Regions from separate parts of the Homo sapiens genome. Here region 1 is linked to region 2. Evidence: chromatin contacts called from ENCODE Hi-C or POLR2A ChIA-PET data. All regions are on one chromosome and are shown on one strand. Each heading gives the region's core, a stretch centred on a gene start or an enhancer-like site at or near the end of the contact. The rest is flanking DNA. Distances are from core to core; before and after follow the strand shown.

Region 1 (6,970 bases), core at 1,587-4,086, 37 kb before region 2:
GCTAGAAGCATATGTCTTTCATTTTTTTTGGTGATATTGTATTGCTTTCCTCCCAGGAAATATGAGAAGTGCTCAGCACTGTGGTATTACCTTATAAGTTTGTCCACTCCCTTCCAATGTGTATGAAGGAATTTGGTGACTTCTGCTTAATGGTTTGCTGCAGGGTCCCAAAGTTTAGGCAACTTACCTGGGTGACAGGCAGAAATACTGCTTATTTTAGAGATGCAAATGCATGGTTCATATGCATTTCCACTCTTGAGGACCTCACACTGTTAATAATGGGTTTGGGTTTTAGAAGAAGGAGATATTCAGATGAGATTGAAAAATAGAGATTTCTTCAACCTTCTTTTGGCAACAACCTCTTTTTTGTGCCACTTGTCACTCACATGGGGTGAGTACAAAAAAAAATGGCTTTGGAGATTGGGGTTTGCATCCTGGTGCTGCTGCTTGCGGTTTTACCTTGGGTGTGTTGGTAACTTTTGAGTTTGTTTCTTAATCTATAAAATACAAACTAGATGATCAAGGTCATAGGCTAGTTGGGGAGATTCGATGAGGTCTATGCAGCACTCTGTAGTAGGTGTAGGAATAGTAGCCATATCATATACTTTCCCTCTGGAAGTCTTTAAATGGAGGAAACGAGACACACATGAAGCTTTTTTTTTTTAACCAAGTATTTATCATATTTTAATGGAAGTATGTTCATCTCTTCTGTATTAGTTAAAGGGAGGGAGAGTGCCATTGAATTGGATGTGGTCACTGTCTTTGAAGTTCAAAACTGAGGGTAGGGAATTGGGGCTGGCAGAGATACAAGGAAGAGAAAGGAGTAACTGGGAAGGGGTGGTCCTGTCCAGCCTGTGGCCCCACGGGGAGTCTGCTGTTAGAGTGCTGCTCCTCTCATTGTGCCCTTTCATGTTCCAGAGATTTTTTTCCTTTGCTCTTAGAAGAATACCAGTTTTCAAGGTGTCAGCCTTGAGCTCACAAGTGCAGATGCCTAATGAGGCAGGCAACGGGGATGAGGGAAGTGGCTGGGTGCACTGTGGCGTGTCTGCCTTGAGCCCCAGGTGCTCGGCCTTGCTGAAGGTCACCATGAGACTGCAGGCCAAACAGAACCAGGCTGTGAGCAACGAGTTTGCCACTTGTGATCTAGCATGGCACTTTAGTACTTTCATTTGACAGATGAGGAAATCGGGCACCTGAGATTTGCTGAGTGCCCAAGGTCACACTGAAAATTAGTGGCAGAACCAGCACTAATCTTTCTGTTCCTGGCTAGTGCATTTTATACTGTGCTATACACTGATTCTCTACCAGATTTTACTACCTCAAAACTATCACCAAAAGGGCATAGAAAAGAAAATCTGAGAGGAACCTTGACTGTTAATTTTAAGACACCGTCTCAGTTTCACTTTGTTCTTCAGTAACAAGCTTGTTTTCAGTCTTAGCCCATATACCTGGGGAGCTGGCCTTACTCGTGCTCCTGTTTCAGAGTTGAGGAAAGATGAAAATGGCATTTAGAGGCCATGGCATTGCCCAGTTCTGTACCAACTTTAAAGCATTTGCTTGCCATACTTGACATTTGACCGTACACCTGTGAAGTCTGGTTCTGTTTAGCATTTGCCAGCTGTAATTATCTTGTCAAAAATCAATTTGTAGTTTACCACAGGGCGTGTTTAAGTGTAACTTGTTAAGACCAACTCATAGCTTCAAAATCCTACTTGAGGTATCCTTCTTCACTCTTTGTGGGCTACATAACATAAAATGAACAATCCATTCATTCATTCCTTCATTATTTCTGATGGGTTGTAGATTGGTGTTTTCCTGTATTTGTAAAAAGAGAAAGCAGGTATCTCAAAGATCCAGTGGTGTATTCGGAGCAATTAGGTCAGAGCCATATATTGATATTGAGAGAACAATTTTGGATGACTGTAAAGTTGGCCCTTCCTATCTGTGGGTTCCACGTATGTGGATTCTGCCAACCACAAATCAAAAATACTCAGGAAAAAAACAATAAAAAATAAAAATACAATAACAAAAATAATACATACTTAAAAATACAATATAATAACTATTTACATAGCATTTATATTAGGTATTGTATGTAATCTAGAGATGATTTAAAGTAACAGGAGGATGTGCATAGGTTATATGCAAATACCCTGCCATTTTATACCAGGACTTGAACATCCATGGATTTTGGTATCCCTGTGGATACTGAAGAGTAGACTCTTCTAATTATGATAACATGATCTTTGGAGTCCTGCTGCCAGAGATTAAATCTGCGCTGCCATTTTCTAGATTATGGTACTTACGTTGCATTACTTAATGTCTCTCAGTTTCTCATGTGTAAAATGGGGAGAATACTAGTGTCTATTTCATAGGCTGGTTGTGAGGATCATGTGAGGCATTTGGAGTTGGGCCTGCACTGGGTAAGTCTGAGTGAATGATAACTTGTAATTATAGGGAAGATAAGAGATGCCATTTATGATTTAAATTGACTGTCCACAAAAGTCATCAAACATTTATTGTGTGAAACATGCTAAATGGTAGGACTAGATGTTCAGCTGTTCCTAGTTCCTGGTGGTTCTGTAGCATGTGTTTCTGAACTGTCATGTTTTCAGGACTGTGAACTGTGTTTCCGTTGCTTTCTTTTGTAGACAGCTCTGGCTCTGGCTATTGCTCAGGAGCTGGGTAGTAAGGTCCCCTTCTGCCCAATGGTGGGGAGTGAAGTTTACTCAACTGAGATCAAGAAGACAGAGGTGCTGATGGAGAACTTCCGCAGGGCCATTGGTAAGTAGTGTCACATTTGTGGGAGGAGTTGGTCTCACTTCCTGAAGCCTGTGCACCGAAGCCTCTTTGTGGTGAAGATGCCTTTATGACTGGTATTCGTGGCACTGCTGTTTTTCTTTTGGCACTTAGTAGTGCATTATTTTTCAAATAAAACAAAACCCCAGTTTTTCTCATTGAAGTGCGTTAGCAATTGGAGCAACTATGGACCCTAGCTGTGAGCCTGCGCTTCTTCATGCAATAAATAGATGTGTCTAAAAGTGTTTTTTTAATGAGTCATATTTTCCTGGAAGTCTTATTTTGCCATTAGAGATGACTATCCACTGAAAAGGTTTTGGACTCAAGCCAGAATCTTTGTGTGCCATGTGGCCAGAATGCCCCTGGTCCTGGATGGCGAGCCAGAAGAGTTGTGGCCTGTCATAGAGTGAGGAGACTGAGGAGTGGGGACTGGCAGAGCTTAGAGGCTTATGGCGCCTAACCCTTAGGGCCTCAGGCTATCATAGTGAGTGCCTGTGATGAGCCAGGCCTTCCCTCCTCTGAGGGGAGATTATCAATCTACATTTCGCATTTGAAGAAGCAGTCTCAGAAGGTTAAATAACTTGCTAGGGACCCAGTTAGTAAGTGGCAGAAGTAGTTTGATCCGACATCTTTCTCATTTCTAGAGCCGTTGCTGTGAAGATTGGCTGTGAGAAGAAAATGGCTTCTCTTTCGAATTTTTGCTTTTTGCTAGCTAGGACTTCTGGGGCAGTTTTTTGGCCCCATTTCTGCTGGCACAGCACTGGGCAAGTCCTAGTTTCCCTCAGATCTGCTTATAGAAATAGCTTATTTCTTTTAACTGTTACATAAAAGTCCAGTTATTAAGCCATTTCTGTTTTTTGAACATTTAGATTTATTCTCAGCTTTTACTCTTAAAAACAAGGCTACTAGGAATATCCTTTTATGTGTCTTTGTGCACATGTGCGAGTATGTTTCTAGGATTTGCCTGCTGAGTCGTGGGTTATGAACACTAGTCAGAGTGCCTGTACCAGTTTCCAGGCTCTTTCATTGTCAAACCAAAGTAAGTATTCTTAAGAAGGAAATTTACCAGAAAACTTCAAGGAAATGATGAAACTTAAAAGACTGATGAAAAAGTTCAGTTTCGGAGTAAGATCAGGTAGGGCCATGGTTAAAGCTTTTGATTTTACATTGAACAAAAGGAGAAGCAGTTAGAAAGTGCTGGTATCCCTGGGCTCTGGTTTTGCTTTTACCAGACCCCTCCGGCTGGGTTGGGAGTGGATAGTAAGGAGGGTGAGGGCAGAGAGGAGTCTGAGCAGGACAAAATAGTGGCTTGGACCAGGGTGGTGGCAGTGGAAGTGCAAAGTGGTTGGATTCTGGGTGTGTTTGCATGGTAGCGCTGACAGGATTTCCTAAAGGGTTAGATGTGGGGCTGAAAGAAAGAGAGGAGTCGAGGAAAATTCCCAGGTTTGGCCATTTTTGGAGATGGGGAAGAATGGGAGGGAGCAGGTTGGGTGTTTACTCAGCGTCTCCTGGGGATACAGTGGTCAGTGCTTATCTTTGTAGACACAGTTCCTGGCACATAGTGGGTGCTCAGGAAAGTTCTTCTGAGTGAGTGAGAGAAGTGGGTAGACTTTGAAGCAGTTAGAAAACAGAAGCCTTTTTTTTTTTTTTTTTGAGAGAGAGTCTCTGTCGCCAGGCTGGAGTGCAGTGGCGTGATCTCAGCTCACTGCAACCTCAGCCTCCTGGGTTCAAGCGATTCTCGTGCCTCAGCCTCCTGAATAGCTGGAATTACAGGCATGCATCACCACACCCAGCTAATTTTTGTATTTTTAGTAGAGATGGGGTTTCACCATGTTGGCCAGGATGGTCTTGATTTCCTGACCTCATGATTCACCTGCCTCGGCCTCCCAGAGTGCTGGGGTTACAGGCATGAGCCACCGTGCCTGGCTCATGCCTGTAATCCCAGAAGTCTTTAGCTAAAAAATATGAAAACAGAAGTCTTTAGCTAAAAAATATGTCTGGGCTATAGACATATGTTGTTTGGTTTATGAAGTATTTTTTATAAATTTGGAGCTAGTTGTCAATATTTAGCAATAGGGAAGTGTCATAAAGTGCTCATTTCTGCCTCCTTGAAGCAGCTTTCCTTCCCACAGCAGGCGGAGCTGAGCGGGTACTTCTGACCAGGTCCCCATAAGCATTGAAGTTTGTGACTGTTTTTCTAAACCAGAGAGATTATGAACTGTGTCCAGAGGCTAAATTTTGTGTTACTTGGAATATATTTATTTTTATTTTATAATTTTAACACTTCCTCAGTGCCACGATTTGAATATTTTTAAAACTGCAAAGTATTTCTGACTGGAAATATATTATTTTTACCATGAAATATTGGATTTTTTGGTGCTTATTTTAATTATTTTATTTTGTTTTAGTGCCATGGTCTCACTCTGTTGCCCAGGCTGGCCTTTAACTCCTGGGCTCAAGTGATTCTTCCACCTCAGCCTCCCAAGTAGCTGGGGCTATAGGTGCACACCATCATGCCTGGGTTTGGTGCCTATTTTATTTAAGTTATCTATTTTTAAAACATTTTTCTCTTTTTAAATTTTTTTTAGAGACAGGGTCTTACTCTGTTGTCCAGGCTAAAGTGCAGTGGTGTAACAATAGCTCGCTGCAGGCTCAACTCCTTGGGCTCAAGAGATCCTCCTGCCCCAGCCTCCCAAGTAGCTAGGACTGCAGGTGTGCATCACCACACCCAGCTAATTTTTTAAAAACTGTATGTAGGCCGAGTGCGGTGGCTCATGCCTGTAATCCCAGCACTTTGGGAGGCCGAGGCCGGTGGATCACCTGAGGTCAGGAGTTCGAGACCAGGCTGGCCAACATGGTGAAACCCCGTCTCTACTAAAAATACAAAAAATTAGCGGGGCATGGTGGCATACGCCTGTAATCCCAGCTACTTGGGAGGCTGAGGCAGGAGAATTGCTTGAACCCGGGAGGTGGAGGTTACAGTGAGTGGCGATTATGCCATTGCACTTCAGCCTGGGTAACAGAGAGACTCTGTCTCAAAAAAAAAAAAAAAAAAAAAAAAAATTTACAGAGAGGCCAGGCCTGATGGCTCATGGTGGTGCCTGTAATCTCAGCACTTTAGGAGGCAAAGGCAGGCAGATTGTTTGAGCCCAGGAGTTCGAGACCAGCCTGGGGAACATGGTGAAACTGTGTCTCTACAAAAAATACAAAAATTAGCTGGGTGTGGTGACGTGTGCCTGTAGTCCCAGCTACTCGGAAGGCTGGGGTGGGAGGATCACCTGAGTAAGTCGAGGCTGCAGTGAGCTGAAATCACACCACTGCACTTCAACACAGGCAACAGTGAGACCCTGTCTCAAAAACAAAATCGGGAGGCTGAGACATGAGAATCGCTTGAGCCCAGGAGTTGGTGGTTGTAGTGAGGTGACATTGCGCCACTGCATTCCAGCTTGGGCTACAGAGTGAGACACCATCTCAAAAAAAAAATTGTTTTTGTAGAGATGGGGTCTCACTATGTTGCCCAGGTGGTCTCGAACTCCTGGCCTCAAGTAATCCTTTTGCCTTGGCCCCACAGAGTGCTGAGATTATAGGAGTGAGCCACTACACCCATCCCAGTGCCAGTTTTAAACAGAGGTATTACAAACTTATAGAGAAGGATGTAAAACATTAATTAATTATGAAGTAAAGGCTTATACCGTCACCACCGAAGGAACAGAGCACGGCCAGCACCTCAGACATGTGTCCCTCCCTGGTCACAACCCCTTCCTCTCCTAGGTGGGACCCACAATGTGCCATAATTGTGTGGGAATGGTTTATGTGATCATCATAACCTTGTACACCCCATGTGTGTATCTTTAAACCATGGGGCTTAATTTTGCCCTTTTTAAAGTTTATCTAAATCATACTTTATGTGTTCCTTGTGTCTTGCTTCTTTAGCTCAGCGTCTATATCTGTAAGGTTCAGCCCATGTGATTACATGCAGTGTACTTTGTGGATTTTTACGTTGTATTTGGAATAGCAGTGGAAATGACTCGCAGGACTCCTTTAAGGTTTAAAATCTTCTGAGTATTTTTTTTTTAAACATGTGCCCATGGTTTTATTTAACTCATAATAAAGATGAGATGAACAGTAAGATGTTACAACTAGTTCAAATGTCTGAGTACTTTTTTTTTTT
Region 2 (7,255 bases), core at 4,483-6,982:
TGTTCGTAGCAGCTGGCACAAGCCCAGCACTGGGCTCTGCTCCTGGTGCCAGTGCTGCCTACTGATGTGGGGGGAAGGTGCTTTCTTCGGTGGCCCCAGTTTCACTCCAGCCCTGGCCCCTGTCCACTCTAGGTACTCAGTGCAGCTGCTGACCCCGGCCAACTTGCTTGCTAAAATCAACGGGAAGGACAGCATTGAGAAAGAGCATGTCGAAGAGATCAGTGAACTTTTCTATGATGCCAAGTCCTCCGCCAAAATCCTGGCTGACCAGCAGGATAAGTACATGAAGTGAGATGGCTGAGGTTTTCAGCAGTAAGAGACTCCCCAGGTGTGCCTGGCCTGGGTCCAGCCTGTGGGCGCTTGCCCCTGGGCTTGGGGCTGCCGTCCCCACTCAGGCGTGGTCTGCAGCGCTGTCAGTTCAGTGTGGAAAGCATTTCTTTTTAAGTTATCGTAACTGTTCCTGTGGTTGCTTTGAAAGAACCCTTCCTTACCTGGTGTGTTTTCTATAAATCTTCATAGGTTATTTTGATTCTCTCTCTCTCTCTCTCTAAGTTTTTTAAAAATAAACTTTTCAGAACAGTTTTAGATGTACAGAGTCATTGTGAACATACAATAGGGAGTTCCCATGTATCTTGTACCCAGTTTCCCTTCTTGTTAACGTGTTACATCAGATAGCACATTTGTCACCGTGAATGACCAATACTGATGCATTATTCTACTGCGTTCACATTTTCTCAGTTTTACCTAATGTCCTTTTTCTGTCCCAGGATCCCATCCAGGATAACCCATTACAACTAGTTGTCATGTCTCCTTAGATGCCTCTTGGCTGTGACATCTTCTTAGATTTTCCTTGTTCTTGATGACCCTGACAGTTTTGAGGAGGACTGATCAGGTATCTGTAGAACATCCCTCAGTTGGGGTTTGTCTGATGCTTTTCTCATGAGTAGACTGGGATTGTGGGTTATGGAGAGGAAGACTAGAGGTGAAATGTGGTTCTGATCACATCGTATCATGTGTGGTTCTCATCACATGCTAGCAACATGACTCATCGTTGATGGTGAGCTTGACCCTTTGGCTGAGGTCATGTTTGTCGGGTCTTCTCACTGTAAAGTTACTCTCTGCTGCCTTTCCATACTGAATTCTTTGGAAGGAAGTCACTATATGCAGCCCACACTTAAGTGGCAGGGGTTATGCTCACCTCTAGAGAACTGAGTATTTACCAAAATTATTTGGGATTCTGCATGGAAGATTGTATCAGAATGGACTTACGGAAGTTCATTGTATACTTTAGTAGATTTATTTTGTTGCTCAAATTGAGCCAGCTTTGGCCAGTGAGAGCTCTTGTCAGTTGGCTCGTGTGTCCCTATCTCTGAAGTGTCCCTCTGAAGTGTCCCTATCTCTCTGGCCGAATCTCTGCGTTCGCCCACTAAGTAAGCAGCAAGGGCAAGTGCAGCACTGGGCAGTGCACCTTACTGGAATGTGCCTTCCCAGTAGGATGAGAGCTGCGTTCTTGCCCTTGCCAGGCCTGTCCTTCCCTGCTGGCTCCGTGGTGCCTGAGGTGGGGCTAAGTACCCGGACGCTGTTCCCAGCACTTGCTCCTTGTGCTAGTTCAGACTGGATCTCCGTGCTGTAATGATATGGGAGGCAGGGCTGACTAGGATGGTCATCTTGGTCCAGTGCTTTAGTTCAGACTAACTATGAGCTCCTTGTGGGGCAAGCAGCATTGTCCTTCCATTAGGGACAGTCCCCTGTAGTCATGTCAAGGGGACAGTGGGAGGGGGCGGAGATGATGCTGGGGATTCCATCTAGCCTGAGAGGCCCCAGCCGTCCCTGCTGCCAGAGTGAATCTTCTCCCTCGGCCTGGCCCCTGAGGAGACACTGGCATGCACAGCAGTGGTGGTGGGACCCTTCATGAAGTCAGCTGTGCATGTGGCCCATGCCGGCTGCCAGTGTCCTCTGAGGCTGCGCTTGTCTTTAGCCTCCCCACTCGAGCCATGTTAGACAAACAGAAGAGAGATGCAGCAAGAGCTTATTGCACCAGGGACTGTGTTCACACTCTGCGTTCCATGTTGCCTTCACAGTAGCCTGTGAGACTGGGATAGGTGTGCTAGCCCACTTCCAAGACCACTTCCACAGAGGAGGCAAGTCCCTTGGCCAGCTAGTGAGAGATGGAACCAGGATTTGAAATCAGGCTGCTTGGAACCTGTGTTCCTAACTCCTGGGGGCCATACTGCCTCCTTCTGTGTTGGCATTTAGCAGCAGCTAGGAGCTGTCAAGATCTGACCTTTGTACCAGCCAGGTGAAGGAAGCGGGGTCCGGTGTGGGGAAGGTGACCCACCTAGAGGACCAGAACCAGGCCTCTGCCCTGGCTGGGCCTCTCACTTGGGCTCCAAGCCTTTCATGCTGTTTAAGGAGCAAGATGGAAGTGGCGCTGACAGCAGATCTCACAGCCGCGGGTGGGGACAGAGTCTTCTTCGGCTGCCCAAGGTACCAATATCCAGATCAGCCAGGTGAGGAGGGGACCGTGGTCTTGCTCTTCCTAGGCCACAGACCCCTGGTTCCTGCCCCTCAAATATCCTAGCTGAGGTGGTACCCAGAGAGATGGCCCAGTTCGCTGGTCTGTGCTCCAAAGTGAGGGAGATGGTTCTGGATAGGTAGGAAGGTGGGATTATTTTAATTTTCCTCCTATTTTTTCCAGCAAGGCCTGTGATTATTACATTAATCTTCCGGGCGAAGTTTTTACGACTGATCCCTCACCAACTATGAGAAGTTTCTCCATCCATTACTAAGAGGGAAACAGACCCTGGTGGGGAGGAAAATATTTGTTACATCTTATCAGGCTGACACACAATCTAACAACAATTACAGCAGCCTCATTTTTTGCACTATTTCAGCTCCAGTGTGAAAAATTGTTGTAATATTAAAGTGAGGCAGGGTGGGGGCTGGTCATCGGAAGTGGTTGAATATTCCAGGCTCTCAGCGCAGGCTCTCTTGGGTGCCACCCAGGGAGCTGATTGGGTGGCTGAGGAGAGGGAGGGAGGAATTTTCACATAAATCCCAGCGCCCTGTCTCCTGTGCTAATGGCCCCAGAGATACTTGTGAGACTGGGAAGGGCTCTTGAAAGACGCGTCCCTGGCCCTGGCAGGGAAACCACCTTGTGCCCTGCCTCATTTTCTCAGTGCAGATACCTTCTTACTGCCACATGTCTTAGGGTTGCACCTGCCAGATTGATTGGTAGGATAGTTTGTTTTTTAGGACTAAATGAATCATGCTGTCACACCAGAGAGTGACTTCTTGGTTAGCAAACCTTAGCCATTTGTGTAATAAAATGGGGGTACAGAAGGGGGCTGGGGTTGCACTCCCAGTCGACCTCTATCCCTCAGAAACTGGCCAGCCCTGGGCAGAGCAGCTGGGGTACCCCAAGAAGGCCCTGCTCTGGAGGGCTGTGGGCAGAGGAGCAGTGGGAGGGGACCCAGGGGTTCTGGGGCTCAGCAGGGCATGGTATTGATTGCATTTTCCTCCTCTGTGTGGCCCTTGGTCCTAGCCCCATGAGTCTTTGGTTTCCTGGTGTGTGAGTGGGAAGTTCATATCCCATAGACCCATGTGAGGACTTGGTGAAGTGACCCACATGTAGCTGTATCAGGTACCCAAGAGACTAAGAGGCAGTAAAGAGTTCCTGATTCCTGGCCCACTTGGAAAGAGGTCACAGTTTGTCAAACTGGAGGAAGCAGCCTGCTAGGCCCTGCCCCTCCCTATCGCAGACAGCTGGCACTTGGAAGGACCCTTAGGATCCCCCTGTGTTTGGAAAAAGCCCTGTAGCCCAGAGGGGCCAGCACTGGCTCAGGGCCACACAGCCCAAGAGCAGAGGGGGTAGCACGGGGCAACTGCCAGAAACAACGCACTGCTTCTCACTGGGGCCCTAGCATCCCATCCTGGGTGAGGCTCAGCTAGGGCTGAGGCAGCCAGAGGGGGCGAAATGACCACCCCCTTGTCCCAGCCAGTGCTGGTGTTTGTCAGGTCAGACCTGCTCTCATTTGGTGTCTGGGAAAGAGGTCCCTCGGGAGGTAGAACAGTGTTCACCCCCTTCATCCGTGGTCATCCATTCATTCTCCACACAGAAGTTCCTCTTTCTTGCTTCCTCCAGTATGCAGCCACTCCCCTTCCATTTGTTCTGGGGAGAGCAGGCCATAAGAGGATAGGGGGTGAGGGAGGCCTGGGCAGGGGGGCTGGGGAGCTTAGGGTGCAGGGCGGGCCACGCAGCAGGGCCCCGGAACTGTGAAGGGGTGGGCCGGCCACGGGGGCTGCCTGTCGTCCCCTGCTGCCCTGCCGCCCCTCCCGTCACTTGGCGGCAGGCACGGTGATTAATGGCCAGGCCGTGCGGGCTGGGCGGCCATCAGCGCGCGTCTCGGCGACGGATGCGGCTGTCAGGCCGGCCCGGCCCGCGCTGACCCCCGGGCAGGGGCCCGGCGCGATCAATGGGCGGCGCGCAGCGGGCGGCGGCTGGGCCGCCGCGATAAGATGGGCCGATGGGCGCCTGCCGATTGCCCGCTCCGTCACCCGCCGTCACCGTCACCGTCACGCCGCCAGCACGCAGATCAGCGCCGTCAGCGCCGCGTGATTAATGGGGACGCCGGCAGCTGCGGGGAGGGCGCGGGCATGCGGACCCCGCACCCAGAGGGACATGGTGGGGTGCGGGGTGCGGGCTGGGACGCCGCACACGGCACGCTGCACTTACACTGGAGCCGCATGCAGGGAACGGGGGACACGGCGGGATGCGGGCTGCAGGTCTGGGGCACACGGCGCAGGTTTTCACGGGGCTGCGCGCGCGCGTGTGTATGTAGTGGGTGGAGGTCCCGGTGCCACCGTGACACAAGGGCCTGAGTGACTTAGGCCTGAGGGGTGGGGGGAGGAGGGACCACACCTACTGTGACCTCCCCACCGCGATCCCTGCCTGGCCTAGGCCTCAGCCACCAGGTCCACCAGCCTCTTCGGTCTTTGCAAGCCTGCCCACTGTCCCAACCATCTTTGAGAACCCAGACTAGACGGTCAGGACCCCGACCCAAAACCCTTCCACAGGTCCCATGGCTAAATCCCAGGTTCCCCACCCTCCCGGCAGGCCCGCAGGAATGCCGGCCCCGCCTCTCCATGCCGGCCGCCCCCCTGTGCTCCTTTAGCTGTCATCGCAAGTGGTCCCGTCCCCCAGAGCTTCGTCCCTGGGTCGGGTCATGCTGTTGGGGACGCCCTGAGCGCTCTCAGCGCACCGTTGGCCCTGCTCGCTCCCCACCGGGTGAGGAGGGCAAGAGCCGGCTTCCCACCCCCCTCCTCCGCGCCAGAGCGCACAAATCCCCACTCGAAGCGACCTGCCTCTGAGGCACTGCCCCTCCAGAATAGCGCTGGTCCGCCGGGACCCACTCGGAACTCGGGAATCGGGAGGGAGAGGCTCGCCCAACCCAAATACCCACATGCCGCCAGGGAGGAGCCGTGTGCCAGGTGTGCAGAGAGGGGGCCGGAGGGCTTCCCAATGCCAGTGACAGGAGCGCAGCAGGGACAGCCGGGCGCGAGTGTGGGACTGACCCGAAGTCCGAACTGCCAAGGAGAGCGAGACGAGGGGAAGGGGGGGGCCCCGGCTGGGTGGACTGGGGCCTATCCCGTGGGCAGTGGGGATCTCAGGGCCAAGCGGCAGCGGAGGCAGGACCAGCCACTCTCACTTTTCCCCTCGAAAACCACAGCGTTCCAGGGCCGCGAGGCACCCCGCGGGAGCTTGCGAGGACACAGCGCCCCCGTGTGGGCGGACGCGCACAGAGTCGCGCCCGTGGCGTTTCGGGCCCAGGCTCCGCCCCCGCCGCGCTGCCCCTCCCCCCATGGGGGCGTGGCCAGGCCTAGCCCAGGGATCCGAGATTCCAAGTCACACCCAGCACGACTTGGGAAGTCGCGACGAAAGTGCGCGACTTCCCAGCAAGCGAGGTTGAAGTCCCGGCAGGCAGGGAGGAAGGCGTGTGTCCCCCCGTGCATGCGGGGAAGGAGCAGTGGGGGAAGGCTGAGTTGGGCTTTCAATTAAAAAAAATGTGCATACACTTAGTTTTTTGATGCAAAATTGCCAAAGGCGTGTACCGTGAAAACCTACCTCGACACCTGCCCCCTGCCTCCTGTTCCCTTTCCGGAAGCGCCTGCCTTACACCGGTGTGTTCCTCTAGAGATGGCCAGGACCTGGGTGAGGCAGCACACACTCACAGGACCTTCCCAACACTCATTATGAAACATATCACATGGAAAACTGCAAGAATTACAGGCAATCGCCTCTCAGCCTTTGGCTAAGATCAAGTGTAGTGTTCTTATCACTTTAATATCTGCTATCTGAGGACAGTATGTTAAATGGATTTTTGGAGCAGGGAGATGGAATAGGACCTTGCTCTTTCCACTCCATGCATCCACCTGGTATTGCAGTACCTCCAGGAATAGTGCACCCCCTTTGGGGGAATAAAAAAAAAGGATTGCAGGTGAGCCCCCATATCCCTGTCATCTAGGCACTGCACTGCCCATCCCCCTGTCTGCCTGCCAGTCAGTCTTGTCAGTCTTCTGTGCATTTCAAAGTGAGTTGCAGATACAACAACCTCTGTAAATAGTTAAGCATGTGTATAATTATCTAGAGTTCAGTACTTGATTATGGTTTTTTAAGTTTTTTTTTTTTTTTTTTTTTTTGAGACGGAGTTTCGCTCCTGTTGCCCAGGCTGGAATGCAATGGCGCCATCTCAGCTTACTGCAACCACCGCCTCCCGGGTTCAAGTGATTCTCCTGCCTCAGCCTCCCAAGTAGCTGGGATTATAAGCGCATGCCACCACACCCAGCTAATTTTGTGTTTTTAGTAGAGATGGGGTTTCTCCATGTTGGTCAGGCTGGTCTTGAACTCCTGACCTCAGGTGATCCACCTGCTTTGGCCTCCCACAGTGCCAGAATTACAGGCATGAGCCACTGTGCCCGGCTGCTTATGGTTATTTTTAAACGTTAAAAATACAGTGAAATGTACAAATCCTAAGTGGAGCACTCCATGAGTTCTGACTAATGAAACCCAAATCCCAGTGAAGGATATTACTATTGCCCAGAAAGTTCCTTGTGCCAATCTCTAACACACTAGAGGCAACCACTGTTAGAATTTTTTTTTTTTTTGCAATAGATTAGGTTTTCCTGCTCTAGAATTTCATGTAAATGGCATCATACAACATGACTTGTTTCTTTCACTTAGCTTTTGAGCTCCTGA

Evidence for each region. A loop is a pair of places that touch in the nucleus more often than their neighbours do. ChIA-PET counts read pairs that join two places held with the same protein, here RNA polymerase II (POLR2A). Pooled maps may share reads with other maps.
Region 1: a pooled map shows a loop between it and region 2 (2.8-fold over the local background). The contact joins the enhancer-like site here to the promoter of RUVBL1-AS1 in region 2. A Hi-C loop is called at or near these places in 25 of 168 maps with a recorded cell type or tissue (A673, B cell, CD14-positive monocyte and 19 more), 15 of 37 single-sample maps with no recorded cell type and 31 of 50 pooled maps. POLR2A ChIA-PET finds 5 or more read pairs at or near these places in 14 of 52 experiments (A549, CD4-positive, alpha-beta T cell, CD8-positive, alpha-beta T cell and 10 more).

What each region holds. Positions count from the first base shown.
Region 1 is chr3:128,108,702-128,115,671 of GRCh38, reverse strand. RUVBL1 (RuvB like AAA ATPase 1) reads left to right here. Exons shown (of 11, transcript NM_003707.3): 3 at 2,652-2,784. Among named protein-coding and RNA genes, the nearest start is that of RUVBL1, 12 kb to the left of the region's middle. Within about 2 kb of position 2,836, at least 10 of the 41 ENCODE cell types and tissues checked have a DNase peak (open chromatin) inside an H3K27ac peak, as active enhancers do; they include A673, B cell, CD4-positive, alpha-beta T cell and 3 more, where a contact is called at or near this core.
Region 2 is chr3:128,074,287-128,081,541 of GRCh38, reverse strand. It overlaps RUVBL1-AS1 (RUVBL1 antisense RNA 1), which reads right to left and starts at 5,732. Exons shown (of 2, transcript NR_046645.1): 1 at 5,463-5,732; 2 at 2,486-2,803. RUVBL1 (RuvB like AAA ATPase 1) reads left to right here. Exons shown (of 11, transcript NM_003707.3): 11 at 133-732. The coding sequence ends at 292. It also overlaps the pseudogene RNU2-37P. RefSeq lists silencers at 4,135-4,234, 5,576-6,015, 6,026-6,075.